Regions from separate parts of the Mus musculus genome. Here region 2 is linked to region 1. Evidence: chromatin loops called from intact Hi-C (ENCODE). Cell type or tissue: heart. All regions are shown on one strand. Links, peaks and the distances in the headings refer to the core of each region. The heading gives the core; the rest is flanking DNA. Region 1 has its middle 100 kb from the start of Hmgcll1. Region 2 overlaps Hmgcll1 (3-hydroxymethyl-3-methylglutaryl-Coenzyme A lyase-like 1).

Region 1 (4,402 bases), core at 115-4,114:
AGAATAAACAAAAAGATGAAAGAATCTGGACCATAATGCTTTGGGACTCTATACTGTTAGCTGAGACAGTCCATTAATCTGTTCTAAGGAAAATTTCAATGTGAACAAAAGAAGTAGCAGGCACATTTTTGCCTTTGAACCATCTTTTTAGAAGTAAAAGTACAAAAGAAATCCCTGATACAAAACAGAGAAACTAGTTAAGTGTCCAGAGACTTATGAACACTTGACAGTTGTTGCTTAAAACTTCTGTGTAACTTTCTTTCCTGTGTGTTAAAAACTAATAACAACATACATTACTAATATAGATATCGATTCACGTTATATAGGATATTAAACAAAGGTAAGCTTTTGTATAACAAGAGAAAGGGATTTTTTATATATAAAAGCTGAGAACTGTGTTGTCACACACATAAATTAGTCTCACAAAACTTATTAGCTCTAAATTCAGGAGTCTGGGTTGGCTCAATCAGCGCCTCTGAGCTTCATAAAGCAGCAGGTCGGCAGTACTGAGAGACTCGGGAGGATCCTGGCTCCACGTTCTCTTCAGCAGCATCCAGTTTCTTGCGACACAAAGAATGGGGTCCCTGTTGCTCACCGGTTGGTGTTGATAGCTGTTCTCAGATTCATCCACATTGCCTTATCCCTCCATCCTCAGAGCTAGCATTGCCTTTCCACAATTTAATCTCCTTTATAGCTTCACCTTTTCATTGTGCCACTGCTGCTGTTGCTGCTATTGCTGCTGCTGTTGTTGTTGTTGTTGCTGCTGCTGCTGCTGCTGCTGCTGCTGCTGCTGCTGCTGCTGCTGCTGCTGTTGCTGCTGCTGCTGCTGCTGTTCCTGTTGCTGACAGACAACCAAGACCACGATGATGATGCTGCTGCTGATGTTTTATGTGACTTTCTGGCTCTTCTGTCTCCGCCACTTGATTTTAAGACTTCAAGTGATTACTTGGATCCGTCAAGATGGTCCAGGTCATCTCCCTGCCCTACAGTCATCGGAGTAGCCACCCAAATTCCATCTTCAAGATCCCTCAATGAGGCCTTCAGTAGTCTAAATTATGACATAGAATGGGAATCTTGGAACGATGTCTTTAGAAATCTACTTAGAGCCGTTGCACTAACAAAAACTGTGAGCAATGCTGAGCAAAACAAGCCTCTGCTTTGTGTTTCTTCTCTGACAGCTTCCCCTGCAGGGCAAACCAATGCCAGCTTCCTTCTCTAGCTATCTATACCCAAGTCCCTAGTATAGAGGCCTGCAGACAGATAGAGCTCTGTGAATAGTTGTGATAAATATCCATAATTGTTAAATGTTTGACTTGTCACACATTCTTTTCAGCTTTACTTTTAACTATATTAGTATAAAGTCACATATTTTTACATTTAGTCTTACATTAAAATACAAATTAATGCAGCATCCTTAAAGAATTTTGTTTAAAACATAAACTTTATGATTCATTTTGTTATCCCTAGATGCCCACATCCAAACTGCTATATCCTGACTTTTTTTCATCTTTAAACAGTACATTTTCATGCAGTTGTTCTGATGTAGAATGTATCCATTGCTTGACTACCTAAGAAGAAAAGAATTTACCCAAACCACACTTCATCACCCTCTCCACTTCCTTACCCCCCTAGTACATTGGTGACCTTGTCAGATTGTATTTTTTCAGGATAGCTGCATTAAGCTATCCCATCCCTCATCAGACACAGCAAAACTTTCTTTCGAGTTGAGACGTGGAATATTTGTTCCTCCCCTGATTCTCACATGCGTTTGGAAACAGCAGAATTGACGCTACTTGACTTCTAAGGGTCGGCAATAAAAGACAAAACAGCTTTCTCATGATTCTCTGGGGATGTTCTTTCCTGGAATGCAGCCATCATGCTCTGAGGAAACCCAGAGCACAAGGAGAGGTCATGTGTCGATGTTCCAGCCAACAGATCCAGCTGAGGTCCTAGCTGACAGCCAGGATCAACTGCCAGACATCTGAGGAAGTCTCGGTGATGACTCCAGTGCCAGCCATTGTCTGCCTATAACCACAGGAGAGACCCAGAGTGAATAGCTGGCTGAGCCCAGCCATTTCTCAGAAGCAGGAGACAGAACAATGTTGTTATTTAAGATTGCTAGGTTTAGGGCCAGCAGTGTGAAACTGTTATAGCTGCATTTTGTCTATATTGTTACATTTTATTATTTCAGCATTCTGTCTAGATTTAATTTATGTTTATAAAAAAATTAAACAGTTTATTTTGAATCTTTTTCATCTTTTAACATCTTTAAGTTTCTAAATAAAGCATATTTTGTAAAAATATTTTTCAGAACTCCCAGAAGGAGCATCAGAATTCTGCCTCCCTGTTTGATTGATGTCATGATCAAGTAATGTGGGTTTTATATATTTGTTGGTTTGACAAAACTCTATACTGCCTTGATGTTAATTATATATACTAACTCAGCTTTGTCCAAGTTTGGTGGCTGGATGAATTCACTGCCCCAAACAAACAGAAGAAGCAAAGCTGTTAGAAAATACTTGTATCTTTTATACAATTACTTTTTTCAAAGTATATGTAGCCAAAACCTTACGGACAAGAAACACCATAATGGGTGTGATGCCAGCTACCATTGTTCAGATATCTAAGGAAACCCTCTTGCTTATGTTTTAATATATATTCATTTATTTGTGTGTGTGTGTGTGTGTATCTGTGTGTACAAATGTATGTGTGCATGTGCTACAGCACACCGGGGAAATCAAAGGACAACTTACATGAATTGGTTTTCTCCCATGTGGCAGATACCATGACCAACTCAGGTCATCCTCCTTGGTGCTAAGCATCCAACCCTCTGAGCCATCTTGCTGGCTTGCAACCTCTCCAGACAGTATCTTTTCTTTTCATTGTTCTTATGTCAGATGAGGGTGCTAAGGAGGGAAATATTGTAAATTATGAAATACTAAGATTTCTCTCTCATGCTCATTTTCTTGACAGTAGATCAGTATAGATTACCACGCTGCTTGCGTCGTTTAGCTTAAAATCACTTGCTTGGTAGTGACTTGCTTTGGATTACTATGAACTGGTAAGCACAGTCAGCTATCCTATTGCCTTGCAAAACCACCTCTGAGTACTTTCCTACTTTGCAGCCGACTCCACTACACTGTTTCAGCTATGCTATAGACACAGATATGCTCTTGTCCATCTGTTTGGCAACTCATGGTATCTCACTGCAGTTTAGGGACATTTTCTTTTATTGCTTATTTGGTTTCCATAACCTCTTCCCTCTTGTGTGCTGTCAAATATCTTAGGTCACCATCAAGATCTGCCCATTTTCCCCTAATACCGTAATATTTGTCTTAAGTTCTGCACTAGGAGGAAGGTCTTTGTTTCTTCATCTTGTATCATTAGCTAGCTTTTCCACCCTGATCCATATATTCCATTTGCAAGATTTGTCTCAACTTTTGGAGATAATATTTATTTCTTACTATTTATGTATTTATAGATAATTGGGAGTGGGGTTATTTATGACCTTCTGTTAACTTCTTGATGTAAAATTCCCATCTATCTCATTGAATAAAGCCAGCAACTCTTACCATAATCTCCCCATGAGAAGTACATGGGAGGATCTGGAGAGATTTTAACTTGTCAGGGTTGTGAGAAATGCCGTAGGATCTCATGGGTAAAAGTGGTGAATGTTAACCAATATCTCATCCTTCAGAGAACTGACATTCACACACACACACACACAAAAAAAAAAAAGTCAGTTGGGCCAAAGTTTAAGAAGCCCCAGAATAAATCTATTAGAAATATGGAAAGTTCTGTTAATTCCTTGTTTCACACTTAAGTTAGTGGATACATTTCCCATTACATCTTTGTATTATTTCTCCGCACCTCTAAGGGCATATTTAAACAAAGTACACATGATTGACTTGGATATTTTCTGGTGTTGTGGAACAGTATAAGTAGTATATGAAAATAAAAATTGAGAGGTCGGTCATGAATTATAAATTTAGAAATTTAAAGAAAAAAAATCCCACAAATGAAAATACTAAATATTGAGCTCAGGTTGCTAGATACAATGGCATACATCCCAAAACATAAGGCTTTTTTTCCTTTATTTAAAAAAGGAAACAAATTAAAAGGGTTTGTTAAATTTATTTATTCTTTTATCTACTTATTTTTGATTAAATGATGTTTATAAAATGTTGGCACCTGACTAGATATAAACAATAGGGATATTAGTACCCACATTGGCAAATAACCTTTGCCATTAAGAAATAGTACCACCAGGCAGCATGAATATAAACACATAAATACATATTTAATAGACAATATTTAATATATCAAATATAGTAGCTAAGTACTTTTACTTCATTGGTCTAGGATCAATAAAAGCATAATTTGGCAATAGATGGGAGAGTAA
Region 2 (4,402 bases), core at 257-4,256, 110 kb before region 1:
CAACCATTTTCTGCTTAGTTGTAACGCCCACTGCAAGGGATAAAACACATTTCTGACACTACAAAAATGGCCAAGAACTTGAGATAGAGATGTTAGGGGCCTAGGGGAAATTACTATTATTACTATTATTCTGCTGAAATATAAAAATAAAATGGCTCCTAATGGCATACTCTATATGCATAGATCAGGGCATTGTACAGCCTTCATCAGAGAAGCTTCTCCTTACAATGGATTGTAATTAACACAGAGACCCACAACTTTACAGTGTGCAGGAAGTGAGAAACTTTGGAATACTCAGTCCTAAATTGGATGTCTTAATCAAACTTGTGCCTGCCTGCAAGGCTCAGGGATCCAAGTGGAAGAGGGGACAGAAAGATTGTAAGAGCCAGAGTTGATGGATAGCTCCAAGGAAACACCATCTTCTGGGAATGCAGGACTCATAGAGTATTTATGAACTCATAGAGACTGTGACAGCAAGCACAAGACCTGCACGGGTTCACGCCAGACAGAGTCTGAGAACTAAGAAGGGACATAAAGTTCTACCCAAGAAGCTATTTGCAATTGATGCCTGCTGAGGAGGAGAAAATCAGTATTCTACAAAGGAGGGTCACTGGGTATATCACCAAACTCCAGGGCAGGCCCAGGAGTTATTGACAAAATAAAACAGATTCTTTGTCTGTCTGTCTGTCTTTCTTCCTTGTTTGTTTGTTTGTTTCTCCTCCTCCTCCTCCTCCTCCTCCTCCTCCTTCCTCTTCTTCATTGTTGTTATTGTTGTTTATTTGTTGGTTTGATTGACTCGTGAGTTGGGGGTAGCAAGGAGGAGGGAGGGAGAAATATGGAATTGGATGAAGTGAGAAGATCTTGGAGGAGTTTGGGAAGAGGAAAGAATATGATCAAAGTATATTTTAATAAAGAGACTTTAAATTTAAAAGGAAAATGTAAAAAGAACCAAATCCAACCCCTCTATGACTATGGAGAAATGACAGAACAGCTTTTAAGGGGTTTTTTTTTTTAATACAGTGCATTAAAATCAGAGCTTTCATATACTACAAAAGGAGCCTACCACTGAGCTACACACAGGCCTTTTAAATTTATTTCTCTATTGATTGTATCTAATTTTTTGACATTAACACAAATTATGATTTGTGAATAAATTAAAATGCAAGCCTTCATAGGCCTGGGTAATTTTAAAAGTCTCTATGTAGAATTGTTTTTTTTTTTTACATAGTTTTATTTTAGAATAAATGTTTTGAGGACAAGATTCACTAATTAATATTTACATAAGTAAATAGCATCCAAATGAGTTATAAAAAGGGTTCGAACCAACAGAAGAAATTAAAAACTCTTGAGTATTAATTTTGGGCTGAATTCTGATTATTTGGGAAAAGGAAGAGCGCTCAGATGGAAAGATGGCAAGTGTCTGGTGCCTTAACTACAATTTCCTGCCAGCTGAAGGATTACGAAAAACAGAAACATGGAAAAATAGAAACATCTTGAACAAGCACATCATGCTATTTCCACGTGATTGTCCACCACCAAGGGTCCCCAGAACAAATCATCCTGAGCACAGAAGGCAATTTGATGCCAAGGACAGTTAGAAGACAAATGTGTATAAAGGCATTCTTTTATACCTACATGTTTAAGTGTAGTGCAATCAAATAGAATATTTCCAGGGATAAAATTTTCTCAGCAAGGCAGCTGTAAAGGACTATTTGCCTCTCCTACATAGATTAACAATTGCCAGACTACTAGAAGGAAACCAGAATTCTAAAAGCTGCTTTTGTTCTTAGGATTTTAACCAGGCTGGCCAAAAACTTTCAAATTTGGAATCCAGTTAAAATGATCCAAATAGGCGATTTGATTTTGCCTCTCAAAAAACCACAGGTCACCTGCAAGTGACCCATGACGTTTCTGTGCCTGTGAAGTCTGGCCTCCTGGTTGAGTAGAAAAGAAAAAAATAAAAAGAAATAAAACTAAAAGGGAAGTGTGTACCATGGAGAAAGAGAAGAAAGGGTCAGAGAAAGTTACAACACAGAGTGAATAACCATAAAGCCAGAAAACTTGGAGGAGCTTGAAGCTGAGAAAAAAAAAAAAAAATCACAGCATAGGGGGAAGGAAGGATGTAAAAGCCAGCTGGAATCAGAGAGAGCAAGGAATCCAGGAGCCAACAGAAATCCAAGGACAGAAAGTATTGAAGATTGAAGGGAACAGGAAATTTATTGGAAACTCAGTTGTTTTTCCTTTTTTATGCAATGCAGTTCTATTCCAGACTGAATTCTACTCTCAACCTCAGGGAGGGCAGAAAGGAAGTCAAAATTCACAGTAGTCTTTCCCCAGCCTGCACTCTCTCATGAGCAGGAGCCAAGAGCTCAGGAAGAACACAGGAAAGGAACCTTGATAGGAGCACAGTTGGTAGCTGGTGGCTGCAGCAGCAGCAGCCAGCACAGAGCTTACCAAGATGGGGTGAAGGGAAAACAAAGACAGCTGGGAGCCAACCGCAAGGGCTGCTGAGTCAGAGCTTCCAGAAGACTCAATAAACTCTTCAAGTGAGTCCTCTCATGGCTATAGTGGAAACACGCCTGCAAACTGAATGTTCTGGAGGTAGAACTTCCTGCGTTCCCAACCTAACTCTGCTCTTCACTAGCTGCTGGCTATGAGCAACTTATTTAACCATTGTGTGCCATGCCTTTGAAATCTACAAAACAGACTAGTGAGATGATTAAATAAGCAACCAGGAAGCACCTGGGATGTACTTAACATCCAACAGTGGTAGCTATAAAAAGTGCTTGAAACAGGAAGCCCATACAAAATAATATGATTTGATTAAAGAGGATGAGGAAAATACAGAATTATTACACATTTTTATATATATATAAAACACCAAGAAACAGATTTCCTAATAGGATAGAAACTAAAACACAGCCCAGGGTGTCTACTCTTGTCTCAGCATGTAGATGTGAGTCATGCACATTCAGGAATCAAATTGTGACCAGATTTGACCTAAAGCTATTTGAAAAGTCACAGTGTAAGAATGGAGAAACTTGTTCCTGTGGGTTTACGGATGAGTGTATTTAGAACACATTCAGAAATTATACTAGTTTCGGAAAGTGGCACCAGTAGGCTCTTCTCTTTGATCCATGACCTCACTAGCAACTGGTAGGCTGGGGAGGTTTAGAGCAGAGATGAATTCCTCCCTACTGAGTCCAATTAGACAGCTGTTGGCTATCCCTAAGATGGGTCACTACTGCACTCTTGGGGATAGCTTGCTGAACTGTCGTTCGTTGTTTCGGTTCACAGGTTTCACAGTTGAATAGGACTATTGATTGCTTTTCTCCCTTGGCAGCCTGCATACACAGCACCCACAGAAACTGAGAGCCAGTCCTCAGGGGTGGGGCTTTGAGGCCAGATCCAGCTCAGTTTCTGCAAGTTTTGTATTTGAAGTGTGTGGTGTGGTCTGTTTTTCCCATTTCCTTCTCATACCACCTGCATCCTACTACCCTGATTCTAGCTTTCATCAAAGAAGCACCCTTCTGCAGTCAGAGACAATTTCAGATATCAACAACTAATCAAAATACAGAGGCTACTGACTATGGGTTGTCCATCTCCTGTCAACACAACCCTTACACCTATGACTCAGGAAACATCTCAAGAGGGGGCAGAAAGAGTTTAAGAGCCAGAGGGTCAGGATGTCTGTTATAATATAGTGCCTTCTAAATATGACAGGGATTCTGTACCCACGTTATCCCAAAAATATAGTCCCCTAAATAAATCCATTGCTGTGGCAATACCAGTTGATATGCCATGGCAATATGAATGAGGAACATCAAAGCCTCAAGACACCTGATAGGTTGTTCTATCCTAACTGGTCAGCTATAAACACATATACACATGAGCAACATTAAATGTACTCAGTCGATTTTATTTACATAGATGTACATACACAGATATATATGCAGCACTAATTAAAGAGGAGGATGTCATAAAGTTTAGAGGGTTTTGGAAATACAGGAGTTTTCAGTGAAGAAGGAAGGCTAGAAATAATATAGTACTCATATGAAATGCTCAAGTTTTTTAATTGAAAACCATAATCCATTTTTTTTAGGAGATGATAGTTCAATCTGTCAGCATTAAAAAGATGAAGCAACTTTTAAAGTAAGCAAATTCTTTATTGGAGACACAACAACATTTATTTAAATACAAAGTAGTAAAGTACACAAATGCCATTAGAGAATTTTGGAGTGGTGAAGATGATACAGATGGCTGGAAATAGTCTCTCTAATGGTCAATTTAAGCACTATCAAAACTAAATTCACCTAAAGATACTGAGTAATCAAGAACTGGGTTTTAAGAGATATTTATACCAAAATAACAGACAAACACAGAATATAAAAGTAGAAACATC

The links. Peaks named below come from ENCODE experiments on the same cell type or tissue, not always from the same donor. Only the 100,000 strongest peaks of a DNase experiment are listed, where the experiment ranks them.
Region 2: a loop joins it to region 1, with 13 times the contacts of the local background. A loop is called at or near these places in 2 of 42 quality-filtered maps.

What each region holds. Positions count from the first base shown.
Region 1 is chr9:75,907,850-75,912,251 of GRCm38, reverse strand. No RefSeq gene overlaps it. Among named protein-coding and RNA genes, the nearest start is that of Hmgcll1, 100 kb to the left of the region's middle. In heart, for the core only: no CTCF peak of the experiment used is centred there; a DNase peak (open chromatin) is centred at 1,931.
Region 2 is chr9:76,022,514-76,026,915 of GRCm38, reverse strand. The region is part of intron 1 of Hmgcll1 (3-hydroxymethyl-3-methylglutaryl-Coenzyme A lyase-like 1); the gene reads right to left. Among named protein-coding and RNA genes, the nearest start is that of Hmgcll1, 9.7 kb to the right of the region's middle. In heart, for the core only: a CTCF peak has its summit at 3,253; DNase peaks (open chromatin) are centred at 2,405 and 3,305; H3K27ac peaks cover 630 bases.